2 separate regions of the Homo sapiens genome follow, and region 1 is linked to region 2. The links are chromatin loops, found by intact Hi-C in ENCODE. Cell type or tissue: CD4-positive, alpha-beta T cell. All regions are shown on one strand. Links, peaks and the distances in the headings refer to the core of each region. The heading gives the core; the rest is flanking DNA.

Evidence for each region. Hi-C counts contacts between places; a loop is a spot of excess contacts. Peaks named below come from ENCODE experiments on the same cell type or tissue, not always from the same donor. Only the 100,000 strongest peaks of a DNase experiment are listed, where the experiment ranks them.
Region 1: it touches region 2 in a loop (4-fold over the local background); 14 of 110 quality-filtered maps call a loop at or near these places.

Annotation. Positions count from the first base shown.
Region 1 is chr17:48,402,970-48,411,242 of GRCh38, reverse strand. The region is part of intron 1 of SKAP1 (src kinase associated phosphoprotein 1); the gene reads left to right. Among named protein-coding and RNA genes, the nearest start is that of SKAP1, 23 kb to the left of the region's middle. In CD4-positive, alpha-beta T cell, for the core only: no CTCF peak of the experiment used is centred there; a DNase peak (open chromatin) is centred at 3,802.
Region 2 is chr17:48,453,449-48,461,784 of GRCh38, reverse strand. It overlaps LOC101927166 (a long non-coding RNA gene), which reads right to left. Exons shown (of 6, transcript NR_110804.1): 3 at 7,531-7,672; 4 at 6,512-6,766; 5 at 5,995-6,047. Among named protein-coding and RNA genes, the nearest start is that of SKAP1, 27 kb to the right of the region's middle. In CD4-positive, alpha-beta T cell, for the core only: CTCF peaks have their summits at 4,138 and 4,340 (motif pointing right); DNase peaks (open chromatin) are centred at 4,354, 5,014 and 8,014; H3K4me3 peaks cover 1,061 bases; H3K27ac peaks cover 40 bases.

The DNA.
Region 1 (8,273 bases), core at 1-8,000, 51 kb after region 2:
TTTTTGGTAGAGATGGGGTTTCGCCATGTTGGCCAGACTGGTCTCAAACTCCTGACCTCAAGTGATCTGCCCGTCTCAGCTTCCCAAAGTACTGGGATTACAGGCACAAGCCACCGTGCCCGGCCTCACTTATTTATCTATTCAACCATTTATTGATATAAGTATGGAATCGTGCATACTTATTTTATACTTTGGGTTATAATCCAATATTACTTTATTTTGTTGTGGAAATTGTTCCAGTTTTGGCCACTGGGAGCTCTTTCAGTTGGTTCCTGTGCCCCTTTCTTTTTTTTTTTTTTTTTTTTTTTGAAATGGAGTCTCGCTCTGTCGCTCTGTCACCCAGGCTAAAGTGCAGTGGTGTGATCTTGGCTCACTGCAACCTCCACCTCCTGGGTTCAAGCGATTCTTGTGCCTCAGCCTCCCAAGTAGCTGGGATTACAGGTGCCTGCCACCACACCCCACTAATTTTTGTATTTTTAGTAGAGACCAGGTTTCACCATGTTGGCCAAGCTGGTTTCAAACTCCTCACCTCAAGTGATCCGCCCACCTTGGCCTCCCAAAGTGCTGTGATTACAGATGTGAGCCACTACGCCCGACCTCCTGCGCCCCTTTTGACATGTCCCATCAGTGTCTGTGTGCTTGTGTGTGTGTGTGTTTTCAGCACTTCCTTACTTTCTGACACTACAAGATCCTTTAGGCTCATCTTATATATTTCCTTCCCCAGTCCTAGAATCAGCCATTTTCTAAGGAGCCTAGGTTCCTTTTATTGAAGATTGGTACTAGAAATCAAGATGTTTGTGCTAGGTATGCTCCTTGTTACTGTGATGTCATTTCTTTTAGGTCCTCTTAGCTGACAAAGCAAGGAAATACACGTGTATGTATTAATAATAACCTGATTTATATGTTTCTATATATAACCAACTGTATCTGTGTAAAGTGAAACATGGGCTCTTACTGATGTCTCCAATTCTAATTCATTACCACATGGATCATTCTAGACTCTTCGCCTTGCTATTCTTGCTACCTTTTCCCCTCCTTTCCACTCCAACAGTGAGAAACCTGGCACCCACCATTCATCATCCATTTACTTAATTGTTCAATTACAGTAAACATGTATAGCGGTATAAGAATTGTTAACCCATACACCCATGGCAAACAACTTTATTGACTAGAGTTCAGTGTTTATGTTCAGTTCCTTTTGCCTGTAGTCTTGCAAATTCTGCTCATTTCCAAAGCTACTTAGGTCAGCGCCTTTTCCCTTTCCCCTTCAGTGAATTTATTTCTTAGATTTGTAATACAGTTAGATTACGTTGTTACAGTTTACATTCTTTCTTGAAATCTCCTAACCTCCTAAATGACTTCTTGAAATTTGCAGGCATTAAGGCTCACTCTGTGTTTTAAAGTTCTATAGGTTTCAACAAATGCATGATGTCATGTATCTGCCATTATAGTATGATACGGTATAATTTCACTACCCTAAAAATCCCTTATGCCTTACCTGTTTATCCCTCGCCCACTCCTGAACTCTATCTTTTTCTAGCTTGAGAGTTCATTCCTTTTTTTTTTTTTTTTTTTGAGACAGGATCTTGCTCTATCACCCAGGCTGGAGTGCAGTGGCACAATCTCGGCTCACTGCAACCTATGCCTCCCTGTTCAAGCAATTCTTCCACCTCAGCCTCCCTAGTAGCTGGGACTACAGGTACGTGCCACCATGCCCAGCTAATTCTTTTTTGTATTTTTGGTAGAGACAGGGTTTCACCATGATGCCCAGGCTGGTCTTGAACTCCTGGGCACAAGTGATTTGCCCGCCTCGGCCTCCCAAAGTGCTGGGATTGTAGGCGTGAGCCACCATACCCAGCTGAGAGTTCTTTTTAATGCTGAATAATATTCCAGGGTATGGAGGTGTCACAGTTTGTTTATCTATTCACCTATTGAGGGACATTTTGGTTGCTTCCACTCTTTGGCAATTATGAGAAAATGTGTTATGAACATTCACTTGCAGATTTTTGTGTGGACATAAATTTTTAGCTTAATTGGATAAATACTTAAGAGTATGACTGCTGGATCTTATGGTAAGACTATCTTGGTTGCACCACTTGCTAGGTGTGTAACCTGGGAGCAAGTTTCTTTACCCAGAAAATGGAACAGCAGTATCTACCCCATAGGTAGCTCAGCCTATCCTGATGTGACATGATCTGATGTATATGTTAGGAAAGATTTTATTTTAAAAAGGTTGGTCACTTAGTGGAAAACCCATCAGGTTGATGGGGAGCTTGGTTAAATAGAGAGGTGACCTATCGAGGGAACTTGTTAAGTCTCTTTGCTGTTCAGTAGTGAGTAGTGAAGTACAGCAGTGAAGTTGCTCAGGCACCTGCAGATCACATTCACTGTGAGTAGCACCATTTTCTAAATTGAAGGGCAAATGTATTGTATATTGGTCTACAGTTTCTTTCCTTAGTATCTTAGTCATAAAGTTTTGGCATTGGGGAATACTTCTGTTTTACTACAGTTTTGTCACTAGTAGATATAAATACCATTAGATGACATTTTTGCCATTTATCAGGAAATTTTTTAGATTTTTTAACCTATTAAAGAAATATACAATGAAACAATAGTATTGAAACATCTTTACATTCCCAATATAAGCTTTACATTAATATTTTAATGTATTACTAAGTTTGATTTACTAGTATTTTATATAGGACTTTTGTCTCTCTACTAACCTTAAACTGATTGCTTTCTGTGCTTTTAGAACTAGGGTTATGGTAGCTTTTACCAAATATTTGAACTTTTCCTCTTTTTGTATGCTCTGGGATAGTTTATATAGAATGAGAATTATTTATTACTCAAAGGTTTGAAAGACATGTATAAAACTATCTAAACTTGAACTTAATAAATAAAAAACATTTCGGCAACTTTCTTTCCCCCTGCTTATTAGCTTATTCAGAATTCAGGTTTTTCATTTCTCAATTTAGTTTTAGAAATTTATATTTTTCTCAGCAACTTTTCATTGAGATTTTCAAATTTATTTGCCTGGTGTTTTATTTTGTTTACATGGCACTTTATTTTTCAAAATATCTTTTTAAAGAGATAAAATGATTCTTGTTATCACAAAACTTAAATTATATATAAAAGTACAAAGAAAGAAATTAAAAGCACTTGAACTCTTACCACTTTTGTAAAGTATTTCATGATCTTTCTAAAAATTTTGTTTTTGCTCCTTTTTACTCTGCCTAATTTTTGTATATTTGTGCTTTCTCTCCTTCTTCTTGATTGCATTTACTAATGGTTTATCATTTACTGGATTCCCCCCCCTCTGAAAAATTCCAGCTCTTACACTTACACTTATGTAGCATTTATATATTCCTCCCCTGCCTTTTTTTTTTTTGGAGACAAAGTCTCACTCTGTTGCCCATGCTGGAATGCAGTGGCATGATCTCAGCTCACTGAAGCCTTCATCTCCTGGGCTCAAGCAATCCTCTTGCCTCAGCCTTCAAAGTAGCTGGGACTACAGACATGCGCCACCATGCCTGGCTAATTTTTGTATTTTTCTGTGGAGTTTCATCATGTTGCCCACGCTGGTCTCGAACCCCTGGGCTCAAGCAGTTTGCCTGCCTGGGCCTCCTAAAGTGTTGGGATTACAGGCGTGAGCCACTGCACCTGGCCTTTCCCCGCTATTTTTAAGGCTTATGATTTTTACCCACTAAGTTGTACAATGGAACTCTTTAAAAAAAATAAAACCGTATGTGAAATCCTGGCATATAAAAGCCAAGCACTTGTGATTAAATCAAAGGGGAGTGAGGAGAAGGGAATTTCCCACTCTTTTTCTTTCTTATCAGAGGCTTGTGAATCCAGAGAGCACTGTTAGAAAACCATTGTTCTGATACACTAATTTCTGCTTTTATCTTTATTGTTTCCTTCCTCCTTTTCCCCATAGACTTGTTTTATTGTTCTGTTCTGACTTCTTGAGTTTGGTGTTTATTGCATTTACTTATGTTCTTTCTTATTTAACATCGAAAATATTTAAGTCTATGAATTTGTCACTCCATGATGCTGGTCATATCTTGTAACATTTTATATAGGCTGTTTTCTCCTAAGTGGTAATTATAATTTTTGAGTTTCTCTTTGACTCATAATATATGTAGGAGTATGTGTTTTTAATGTTTAAGTGTAGAGGGGTTTGTTTACTCTTTTTAATATCAAGTTCTGGTTTTATTTCACTGTGGTAATAAAATAAGATCTTTCTAGGCCAAACACGATGGCTCATGCCTGCAGCACTTTAGGAGCTGAGGCAGGAGGATCTCTTGAGCCCAGGAGTTCAAGACTAGCCTGGGCAACATGGTGAAACCCTATCTCTACAAAAAATTTTTAAAAATTGGTTGGGCACAGTGGCTTACACCCGTAATCCCAGCACTTTGGGAGGCCGAGGCGGGCGGATCACTTGAGGTCAGGAGTTTGAGACCAGCCTGACTAACATGGGGAAACCTCGTCTCTACTAAAAATGCAAAAATTAGCTAGGCATGGTCGTGGGCACCTTTAATCCCAGCTACTTGGGAGGCTGAGGCAGGAGAATCACTTGAACCTGGGAGGCGGAGGTTGCAGTGAGCCGAGATCGCACCACTGCACTCCAGCCTGGGTGACATAAGTTAGACTCCATCTCAAAATAAATAAATAAATAAATTAGGGAGACATGAGCCTTTAGTCCCGGCTACTTGGGAGGCTGAGGTGGGTGAATCACTTGAGCCCGGGAGGTTGAGGCTGCAGTGAGCCGTGATTGTGCCACTGCACTCCAGCCTGGGTGACAAGGCAAGACCCTGTCTCAAAAAAAAAAAGAAAAAAAAATTTCTAATTTTAAATTTTTAAGAAATTATTGATTTTCCTGTAATTCAGTGTTTAATCAATATTTATAAATTTTCCTTGGTAGTTTGTAAAGTTTGTATGCTGCTTTTGTTGTTGTTTTTTTGTTTGTTTGTTTTTTTGAGACGGAGTCTTGCTCTGTCGCCAGGCTGGAGTGCAGTGGCATGATCTCGGCTCACTGCAACCTCCGCCTCTCAGGTTCAAGCGATTCTCCTGCCTCAGCCTCCCATGTGGCTGGGACTACAGATGTGTGCCACCACGCCCGACTAATTTTTGTATTTTTAGTAGAGATGGGGTTTCACCATGTTGGCAAGGATGGTCTCGATCTCTTGACTTCGTGATCTACCCGCCTTGGCCTCCCAAAGTGCTGGGATTACAGGTGTGAGCCACTGGGCCCAGCCTGTATTCTGTTTTTAGGTTACAAAGTTTAGTTCACTTCTTACTTCTGTTATCTTTTCTGTTAATTCTATTATTTGAATCCTCTATATCTGCACTGATCATCGTAGTAGCCATTCTCTGTCTGTGGCTATTAAGCATTTGAAATGTAACTAGTCTGAACTGAGATATAAGTGTAAAATGCACACTCGGGGCCAGGCACGGTGGCTCACACCTGTAATCCCAGCACTTTGGGAAACCGAGACGGACGGATAACCTGAGGTTAGTTCAAGTCCAGCCTGGTCAACATGGTGAAACCCCATCTCTACTAAAAATACAAACATTAGCCAGGCATGGTGGCGGGCACCTGTAATCCCAGCTACTCAGGAGGCTGATAGGGGAATCACTTGAACCCAGGAGGCGGAGGTTGCAGTGAGCCGAGATAGCGCCATTGGACTCCAGCCTGGGTGACAAGAGTGAAACTCTGTCTCAAAAAAAAAAAAAAGAAAGAAAGGAAAGAAAAGAAAAGAAAGAAGGAAGGAAGGAAAGAAAGAAAGAAAAGAAAGAAAGAAAGAAAGAAAGAAAGAAAGAAAGAAAGAAAGAAAGAAAGAAAGAAAGGAAAGAGAAAAAAAGAAAATGCACCCTGGGTTTTGAGGATGTATGCCAAAAAAGCAAAATAGCCCAGGAATAATTTTTATATTGGTTACATATTGAAATGATATTTTTGGTTAAATAAAAAATAAATACTATTAAAGTTAATTTCATCCCTCTTTTTAGTACTTTTTAAATGAGGCTACTAGAAAATTTAAAATGAAATGTGTAGCTTCCATTCTGTTTCTGTTGGACACACTCCAAACCATTATTTATTTTTGTCTACTTCATCTATCCAAGACTAGTAGTAACATTAAAATGTTTTTTTTAGTAATTTCTGCTTCTCTCACAGTTTTCATTGTATGTATTTTAGTGCGTTACTTAGCACATAACAGGTCATATCTATTGTGGATTGTACTTTACATCAAATGAAATTACCACCTTTGGCCTTTTAATAATAGTTTCTTTAATTCTATTTCGATATGAATTATTGCCATTCTTGCTTTTAAAAAATCATTTTGCCTAGGATGTTTTGTACACCTCTCTTCTTTTATTTTCAGCTTCATTTATTTCGGATATCTTTTAAATAGTAATTAAACTTGTGTAATTTTTTGATACAGTACAAAAATTTTTGCTTTTAATACAGAAGTCTAACTTTTCACTATTGTCATCTTATTTTATGAGTTCCACTTTTATGCTATTTTGCTTTTCTTTTTTCTATATTTTATTATATTGAATATTTTAAAAACCTTTAATTCTACTTTTATTACATTTACACTTCAAAAAATCATAATTAAACCCATTGTCTTTAATTATCACTGTCAAGGATGAAGTAGTATCCATTGACCCTATGTAAATGTGTAATTTAGTATATATTTTCCTCTCTATTCATTTTCTAACTAGGAATTAGACTATTTTTACATTTTTTACATTGTCTCGCCATACGAATTTTTGTTTTGGTTTTGTTTCTATAGAGTTTCACCCTTCTTGCCCAGGCTGGAGTGCAATGGCATGATCTTAGCTCACTGCAACCTCCACCTCCTGGGTTCCAACAATTCTCCTGCCTCAGCCTCGGGAGTAGCTGGGATTACAGGCATGTGCCACTACGCCCGGCTAATTTTGTATTTTTAGTAGAGATGGGGTTTCTCCATGTTGGTCAGGCTGGTCTTGAACTCCCAACCTCAGGTGATCCGCCCGCCTCGGCCACCCAAAGTGCTGGGATTACAGGTGTCAGCCACCTCACCCAGCCAAGAATTATTTTTGATATTAATATTTTTATAAATTTTAAACCATGTAGACCACAGTGATTTCTATTTTTTTTTTTTTTTTCCGAGACAGAGTCTCACTCTGTCTCCCAGGCTGGAGTGCAGTGGCGCAATCTCAGCTCACTGCACTCTCCGCCTCCCAGGTTCAAGGGATTCTCCTGCCTCAGCCTCCCAAGTAGCAAGGATTACAGGTGTCCGCCATCATGCCTGGCTAATTTTTTTATATTTTTAGTAGAGATGGGTTTTCGCCATATTGGCCAGGCTGGTCTCAAACTCCTGACCTCAAGTGGTCTGCCCGCCTCTGCCTCCCAAAGTGCTGGGATTACAGGCGTTACCCACTGTGCCCGGCTGTGATCTAGATTTAACTTGTTTTGCAGTTTGACATTTATCACCACCTCTTTCTCTTTGTGGATCAGAACATATACTTCAGAAGATTTTCTCCTTCTATATGGCCAAACCAACATCTTGACTATGCTTGGAATTCTTAGAGCACACCATTTTTCCTTTAAAACTTTGTACACGTCTCATCTTCTGATGCTTATTTTGTAGCAAGGCCATTTTGATTTTGTTGTTCTTGTTGCTGTTGTTCTGTAGGTGTCTTATTTTTTCTCTCTGGGTGCTTGAGAGATGTTTTCACTTTCCTTGAAATTTTGAAAGCTCAAAAGGATATGTGTAGGTGTTGTTATTTATACACACACACACACTGATACATATATATATATGTATATATATTTTAACTATGATTTTCAAAGTGTAAATGTAATAAAAAATATTCAATATAGTATTTTGAGACAGAGTCTTGCACTGTCACCCAGCTGGAATGCAGTGGGTTAATCACCGCTCTCTGCAACCTTGAACTCCTGGGCTCAATGGATCCTACTGTCTCAGCCTCCCAAGTAGCTACAGGCGTGCACCACCATGTCCAGTTAATTAAAAACTTTTTTTTTTTTTTTTTGTAGAGACAGGGTCTTGATTTTTGCCCAGGCTTGTCTTGAACTCCTGGGCTCAAGCAGTTCTCCTACCTTGGCTTCCCAAAATGCTGAGATTACAGGTATTTATTTATTTTTTTAAACAGCTTCATTGAGATATAATTCACATACTATACAACTCACACATTTAAAGCATACAACTCAATGGCTTCTAGTATATTCACAGAATTGTGTAACTATCACCACAGTAAATTTT
Region 2 (8,336 bases), core at 20-8,019:
TAAATTTCTGCTGTTTATAAGCCACCTAGTCTATGGTATTTTGTTACAGCAGCTGGAGCAGAGTAAGACACCACTGAACTATCTAAGATCACATAGTGTAGAAGCCAGATGTTTAGACTGTAAATCCTATCTCTTTTTCATTATTTCCCCCTTACCTGCTCTAGTGACATGCCCTTATTAGAAAGAATTTATTTAACAATTTTTTTTTGGCCAGGCACAGTGGCTCACGCCTGTAATCCCAGCACTTTGGGAGGTTGAAAAGGGTGGATCACCTGAAGCCAGGAGTTTGAGACCAGCCTGGCCAACATGGTGAAACCCTGTCTCTACTGAATTTTTTTTTTTTTTTTTTTTTTTTGGGACTGCTACATGCCAGAGTTTGCTGAGTACTGGAGGATAAAGTTGTGAATATGACAAACATTGTTCCTGCCTTTATGGAAACACTTTCTAATGGGGGAGACAGACAAATAAAAAGAAAGAAAATAGGCAAATAAAATAATTGCAAATTGCTAGGAAATAAATAATTTATAAACTGCTAGGAAAGAAAGATAAGAGAAAATAAGGCAGTTCTATGACTTTTTTTTTTCCTCAAGGCTGAATCTTGCTGTTACCCAGGCTGTAGTGCAATAGTGCGATCTTGGCTCACTGCAACCTCTGCCTCCTGGGCTCAAGAGATTCTCCTGCCTCAGTCTCCCAAGTAGCTGGGATTACAGGTGTGCACCACCACACCTGGCTAATTTTTTGTAGTTTTAGTAGAGACAGGGTTTCACTATGTTGGCCAGGCTGGTCTCAAACTCCTGACCTCATGATCTGCCTGCCTCGGCCTCCCAAAGTGCTGGGATTACAGGTGTGAGCCACCACACCTGGCTCAGTTCTATAATATTTTAATTAGGCTTCCAAACTCTCATCTCTCCCATTGCTACTTTTCTGGTTCCTGAAGACGATCACTTCTTAAGGACCCACCTTCTAATAGCTCCAATAAGGAAAACCATAGATGATACTTTGTAAATGCAAATAATTCCCTGAATGCACCTCTATTTTATTCATCTAAATATATAGTAAACAATTCAAGCTAGATTTGGACATTTAGAATCAAAGATGTAATCTAGTGATCCCTCATTTGGACCACAAATGAGATAGATCTTTACATTAATGTATGACGGATTTAGGTTAGACACAATGAAGAACTTTGCAGCAAAAGTTCAGTGGAACAGGTACCTGAGGGAGTGTATCAGTCAACTTTACTAAAATAATGCTGCATAACAACTAATCTAAAATCTCAGAAATTTATAACATTTATTTTTTGCTCACAGGTTTGTGGATTGGCTGCAGTGATTCTGTTCAGGTTGTGAATCTTGTTCAGGTCTGCTCCATGTAACTTCTCATTCTGGGACTCAGGCCGAAGTGACAAGGGCATGCTCTTCTCGTGGCAAAGGGTAGAGGTGCAAGAGACCAAGCTTAACCAAGCAAGTAGAGTTAAAGCCTCTGTTTACATTCCATTGGCTAAAACAAGTCACATGGCTAGACCCATCATCAATGGAGTGGGGAAGTTTGCTCCCCCAACGGAGGGAAATAGAGAAGAATGAATGTTTGCTGAGCAATAATACACTCCACCACAGGGAGGTTATGGAGTTTCCTTCACAAGTGGTCTTTACAAATAGAAGAGGTTGTTATCTCTCTGGGTTCCTCTGGGTACCATATTACCTGAAGTATAGCAAAGGAAGACCAGAAGACATGATTTCTTAAAGATGCCTGTTTTGGTACAAGGGCAATGTAATTTGTGTTTGATATCTGGTTGCCACTGAATCCCCTTTTCCTTTTCCACCAGAGCTGTGCCATGGGGGTGATTTCCAGGCCAAGTCTTAATATCAGAGTCTCTGCATGATTGTATACAAGTGACAGTCACACAGCAAACATAAATACAGATGGCTCTGATACCATCGGGGAACAGTATTCCTGCCATCGGGCCAGTTTTGTCTGCTGCTACAGTGCAGTTAACTCTGGAATGAAATTGGAAAACTAACTGATGGTCAGAGAGGACTGGAAAGATTTTCATTTGTAACTGAGACAGGCAGGGCTCAGCAAAAGGTGATGCAAGAGCAGATTTTACCATAGGCTCAGTAAATCCAGCTAACAAACATGCATGCATTGTATTGAATCACTTAAGGATCTAAATATTTGAATGTATTCAAATGGAAAGACGTGATTGTGCACTCACACCCTCAGCAGTTTTTGACTCCAAGGCTTCATATTCTGTACCCTTTGCACCCTTGGTGATAACCTTTCCTTCTTCTACCTCAGTGTGCTCATTCTCCCTCTTCTCCCTCCCCAATATCTGTTATCAGGAACTCCTTAGGTCCTACTGAAAGTATAGTCCCCAGACCAGCAGTAGCTGGTCTCAGGTGCATCACCTGAGAGCCTGTTAGAAATGCAAATTTTGGGGTGCATTCCCCAGACTTGCTGAATCAGAATCTCTGGGTTTGAGGTGGGGAACAGTTGTCTCAGGAAATTGTGTTTTCATAAGCTCTTCAGATGAGAAGTTAAGCACATACACAGAAGTTTGAGAACTAGGGCAATTCTGACTCAGTAGGTCTGGGTGAAAGCCATGACCTGCGTTTCTAACAAGCTTGCAGATGATACTGATGCTGCTGTCTGTGGACCACACTTTGAGTAGCGCTGCTTTAGAACTCAATTACATACACATGAAATGATGGCCAACAGTTAAAAGCCTTACTGGTCCTAAGTGGATAGGATCAAAGTCTTAGTGAATAAAATGAGCCACTAATGGTGGAATTTTACGCAACAGCCACCAGGTTTTTTTTAAAGTATGTTTTGAGCCGGGCATGGTGGTTCACACCTGTAATCCCAGAACTTTGGGAGGTCGAGGCAGGCGGATCACTAAAGGCCAGGAGTTTGAGACCAGCCTGGCCAACATGGCGAAACCCCATCTCTACTAAAAATACAAAAATTAACTGGGTGTGGTAGAGTGTGCCTGTAATCCCTGCTACTCAGGAGGCTGAGGCAGAAGAATTGCTTGAAGCCAGAGGTGGAGGTTGCAGTGAGCCGAGATTGCGTCACTGTACTCCAGCCTGGGCAACAGAGCAAAACCCTGTCTCAAAAAAAAAAAAAAAAAAAAAGGAAATGTATATTTTGGTCAGAGGGTGGGCCTGGAGCCTCTGAAGCCACACTGTGTGTGATTACCTTCCATCCCACATACAGAATCCATCCTGTCAATGGATGATTAAAGAATGAATGTAGCACGGGGGGAAAGCACTGGGCTGGGAGTGAGGAAATCTGGGTTCCAGTTCTTGCGCTGTCACTGAGATTGTGCACGTGGTTGGGTCCCTTACCTCTCTCATACTCATCTATATAACTGAAAAAATGAACTGATGAGAGATACACAATCTCCAGCATCCCTGCCCCACTGTGCCCACTTTTTCGCCTTGGTTTTTCAAAAATGTTTGTGGGTAAATAGTAGGTGTATACACTTATGAGGCACATGAGATATTTTGGTACAGGCATGCAATGTGTAAGAATTATATCATGGAAAATGGGTATCCATCCCCTCAAGCATTTATCCTTTGTGTTACAAACAATACAATTATACTCTTAGTTGTTTCAAAATGTACAATTAAAGTATTATTGACCATAGTCCCCCTGTTGTACTATCAAATATTAGGTCCTATTCGTTTTTTCTATTTTTTTTTTTTTTGTGCCCATTAACCACCCTACCTCCCCCTCAGGCCCCCCACTACCCAGCCTCTGGTAACCATCCTTCCACTATCTCCAGGAGTTCAATTGTTTTCTTAGATCCCACAAATAAGTGAGAATATGCGATGTTTGTCATTTTCCATCTCTTTAAAAATTATACAAGGTTATGATTACCTTAGCAAAGATTTCCTTTCCAGACGAGTAAGCGAGTCTCAAAAAATGGTAAACCAAAGCTGCAGAATTGAGGGCCCATAGAGTTGAATGCTGTGAACCATGAGTAGAGTTGCGCCCGACTCTAACCATCCCACCACACCCGCCTTAGTGCCTACTCAGGGTCGGGGTCTCCACTTCCCACTTCCTAACTGGGTGACTTGGGGCAAATTACTCTCTCTCCTGGAACTGTGGTTTTCTATTCCATAAAATGAAGATGAAAATAACACCTACCTAATAGGGTTGTTGTGAGGTTTAAAATCATTAATACATGTCAAGTGCTCAGGACAGTGTCTGGCACGAGAAGAGCATTCGATAAATGTCAGGGACTATTATTACTCCAGGAGGAGGAGGGGCCGCCCTCATCAGCCCCCGCCACAGACTGTTGAAATCTCAAGCCCAAGCTGCAGGTCTTCCTCTGTCCTGTAGGTGGCGCCTCCCCGCGTTGAGCGTGCCACCTGCGTCCTGGAGCGCTTCGAGAAAGCGGAAAGAAGTAAGTTTTCACATCTCTGCTCAGTTCAGGATTGCTAGAGAGGAATCTTCTGCAGTCACCTGAAGCCTGTGCCCAGGACAACCAGGTTTTGGGATCCGATTTCCTTCCTGGAGTGGCTTTAAATCCATTTCTCGCTGCACCCCACCCCCATCACCTGGGCGCCTCCCCTGCACCTGCAACCCAGAAAGACTCCTCCGAGGATTGCACTCCCAGCACCTGAGGTAGGCAGTTGAGTGGGAGTTTCTTTGCTGCTCGGTTAAAATGACAAGTTGGTACACGAGTGCTTAATGAAAGATGCTGGAAACCTCCTTGGAGATCAGAAAAATCGCCTCTCCGAGCTGACAGCCAGGCCATCTGCATTCCCGCATTCCTATTAATTCCTTAACAATAAACGACAGGAGCGCCTAGAGGGTTAACAGCTTAATTTAATCTCTGAGATTCCTTCCTGGAGCATTGAGAATTAGAAAGGCATTTACACAACGTAATCTGCACACCTGATTTTTCCTCACTTGATGTGTCTGGGACTAGTCACACCCATTTCTGACACATCTCCAGACAGAGGCTCTGCCTCTCTGGCTGATGACTGCATAGTCGCCACAGGTTGCTGTGGACTCTGAACCACGTGACTGGACTCTTAGTGTCACAAGATCTGGCTTCTTAGCAGCTGCCCCCATAGTTGCTTTACATTATGTTCCCAGGGCCTTTCAGGGACAGGAAGGTCCCCAAATAGAGATAGAAAGGTGGTGCCCAGTTGGGAGTGAATTTCCTTCCCTTGTGGGAAGCAAGGCAAAAATGGGAAGAGGTACGTGGTAGCAGCAACCAGCTTGGAGAGCTGTGAGGTCAGATTTTGAGAGTCCCTGGCAGATTGAGAACTATGCTTTGGAAATGCTTGACTCTAATGCCAGTCCTCTCATTTTATGGGTAAGGAAACTGAGACTTGGAAATGTCTAATAAATTTGTTTAGGCCCTATGTCCAGGTAATGTCAAAGCCCCAAAGTAGAATTCAGGTCTTTTTACTCCTGGACAAATATTTGTTTCACGATAAGGTTGGCAAATAGATTTCATCTTGCATGGTAACTCCCATCATAGGCTGGTAGGGGCTGCCCAGGGCCCTATGGGCTTCTCAGGGTATGTCCAGGCATAGCAGGAAAAGCCTCAGTGACCATTTGAAGATGTCTTCCAGGAACAGGGAAGGAGCAAAGGTGCCAGATATTTGCTATCCCTGCATTTTTCATGCTGTTTCCTTCAGGTTAAAGCATTTAAAGGCTCTATTAAAATGGAAATGTTAGCTGGGAGGGGTAATGCATTAAGCCATTATCTGTCATTAACACCTTGGGTAAAATACATTGAAGATTAGTTTGCTAGTTGCCCAGCAGGTCCCTGGAGGAATGACAGTTTTGACCCAGATAGGGGCCAGGGAAATGACACACAGCCCTGCCCATAGGGGTGCAATATTTGGAGGCCCACTGCAGATAGGAGTTAGGTTGAACACACTGGATATCTAGTGGAAAGAACTCTGAGGGACCAAGTTAGGGAAAGAAGTGACCCTGAAGACATTTTTGCACAATTCTCTCTTGGTTTACCTTGTATAACACAGTTTCTACCAGTCACATTGCTTGATCCTTCGTCTCTCCACCTGTAAAATAAAATTAAAATTTTAAATACCAATGCTTGGCTCCTACCCCAAGCCAATTAAATCAGAATGTCCAGGAATGGGACCCTGCTCTCCCTTTCCCCCAACACTTCTCTATAGAACATTCTGGTCTTGGTATTAGTCATCGTACTGAAACAGGAAATTTTCCTTGACCCCTTCATGGACCTTGCAACAGGGGTGCCTCAGTTACTTAGCCCCCAGCTCTCAATCCCTCACAGGAGGGGGAGCACACAAGTGAGCAGGTGCAGGAGCCAGAGTGACTGCTTTTGGGTGCTGGCAGGAGCAAAACTGTGCAGCCCTGCAGCAGCATCTGTGGGGGTACCCGCAACCTCTGAAGACCCAGAGGGCATGTGTTACAGTGTGCTCTTTTAGCTTTTCTGTCCATGAATGGCTTAAGTGTTAACAGCTCAGTGGAGGGTCAGTGTGACAACCTTTTGCACCCATACCTGAGTCCTTGCAACCAAGGTTGCATGAAAAAATTGAAGGGTGATGAATGCGGAGAATTTTATTACTGATGAAAGTGGCTCCCAGCAGGATGGGGAGCTGGAAGGGGGATGGAGTGGGAAGGTGATCTTCCCATGGAGTCCAGCAGTCCCCTGCTGTACACTTCTCCTAAGTCCCACCATCAAGCCATTCCTCTGAAGTCAAGCTGTTTCTTTCCAATGTCTGGCTACTTCTTCTCTTCTCTCCTTCTTTGCCATCTGCCAGTTGGGCCAGGGGATTTAATGGGTACAGGATGAGGGGTGAGACAGGTCATGGTGATTTTGGAAAAGGCAACATTTGAGCAAGAAAATAGGAATGCATGCTCTCACTTTGGACCGCGGTTCTAGGCTTGAGGGTGGGGCTTCGCCAGGGACCCTGCCCTTTTCTGCCGAGAATTTCCCTGCTTCCTGCCCCTACCAATACCATCCTGTCCTTATCCACACACTAACATATTTTATGTACTTACAATGATATAGATTCTGTATCATTTTATATTTTGAATGTGTCAAAATGCAGAAGCAGGTAACAAAAAACTAAAAGTGTCAATAAAAGTTCTTACTCTCTCACAAAATAAGAAATGTAGAGGTCTTATTTTGGTTCATCAGCTGAAAAATGCTATGACTGACCAGGCTTCCTTCATCCTTTTGCTTTTCTACCTTCAGTGTTGGCTCTTGGTCTCTAGGCTTGCATGGTTGCCATGGTTGAAGAAATCATGTGCTCATACAACTATATTCATAGACATGAATGAAAGAGTAGGAGCCTCATGCATACTCGTCTTTTTAACTAGAATAAAAATGTCCTCAGACGTCTCCCAGTAGTCTTCCCCTTCCTCTCCTTGGCCAGAACTGTGTCATGTGGCCTAATATAATCTGAATGTTTGTGTCCCTTCAAAATTCATAAATTGAAATCTAATCCCCAATGCAATATTTTAAGAGGTAGGGCCTTTAGGAGGCGATTAAGTCATGATGGTGGAGCTTTGTACCTTTGTAAAAGAGGCCCAAGGGAGCTTGTTCACTCCTTCCATCATGTGAAGAAGCAGCAAGAATGCACCACCTATGAAGCTGAGAACACGCCTTCATCTGAATCTGCTGGTACGTTGATCTTGGACTTCCCAGGCTCCAGAACTGTGAGCAATAAATTTCTCTTGTTATGAATTATCCAGTCCGAGGTATTTTGGTGTAGCAGCATGAATGGACTAAGACAAGGCCATTCCTAGTTGTAAGGGAAACTGAGAAAGCAATAATCTGGTTTTTCAGTCTCTGTCGTGAGAAGCAGCTCTGCCAGAAGTATATTTGAGAAGCAGTAAGTATATTTGAGAAAACATGGAACAAAATTAAATATCTATAACAGCATTTGAGGACTTAAATGCAGCTGCTACTTTATATACTACTTTCTTTACCAACTAAAGCCATTTTCTTCATATCTGTGGTTCTAGCTCCTGAGACCACAACTTCCTACCTAGGCAGGAAGTATAAAAGAAGATCAAGGCCATTTAGATGTGTTTGTTAATTTGTGCTGTGACTATAAATGTCTTCCTGAACAGCAGACTCTTGTCATCTGGGATCTGATTCCTCCACTTCATCTTGCTAACTAACCTCACAGTGTTGAGACCTTCATCATACTCTTGAACAAGGGAGACTGCCCACTTTCTGGGATCTGTGCTTTCATCTCTAGATCCCCAGACCTGGTGTGTGTCTCTCCTTAGCATCTGCACAGCTCTCTAGTGATCTTATCTCCCTGACAGGCAAACCAGGTTCTGCTGTAGAGTGTGTGAAAAAAGGCATGACT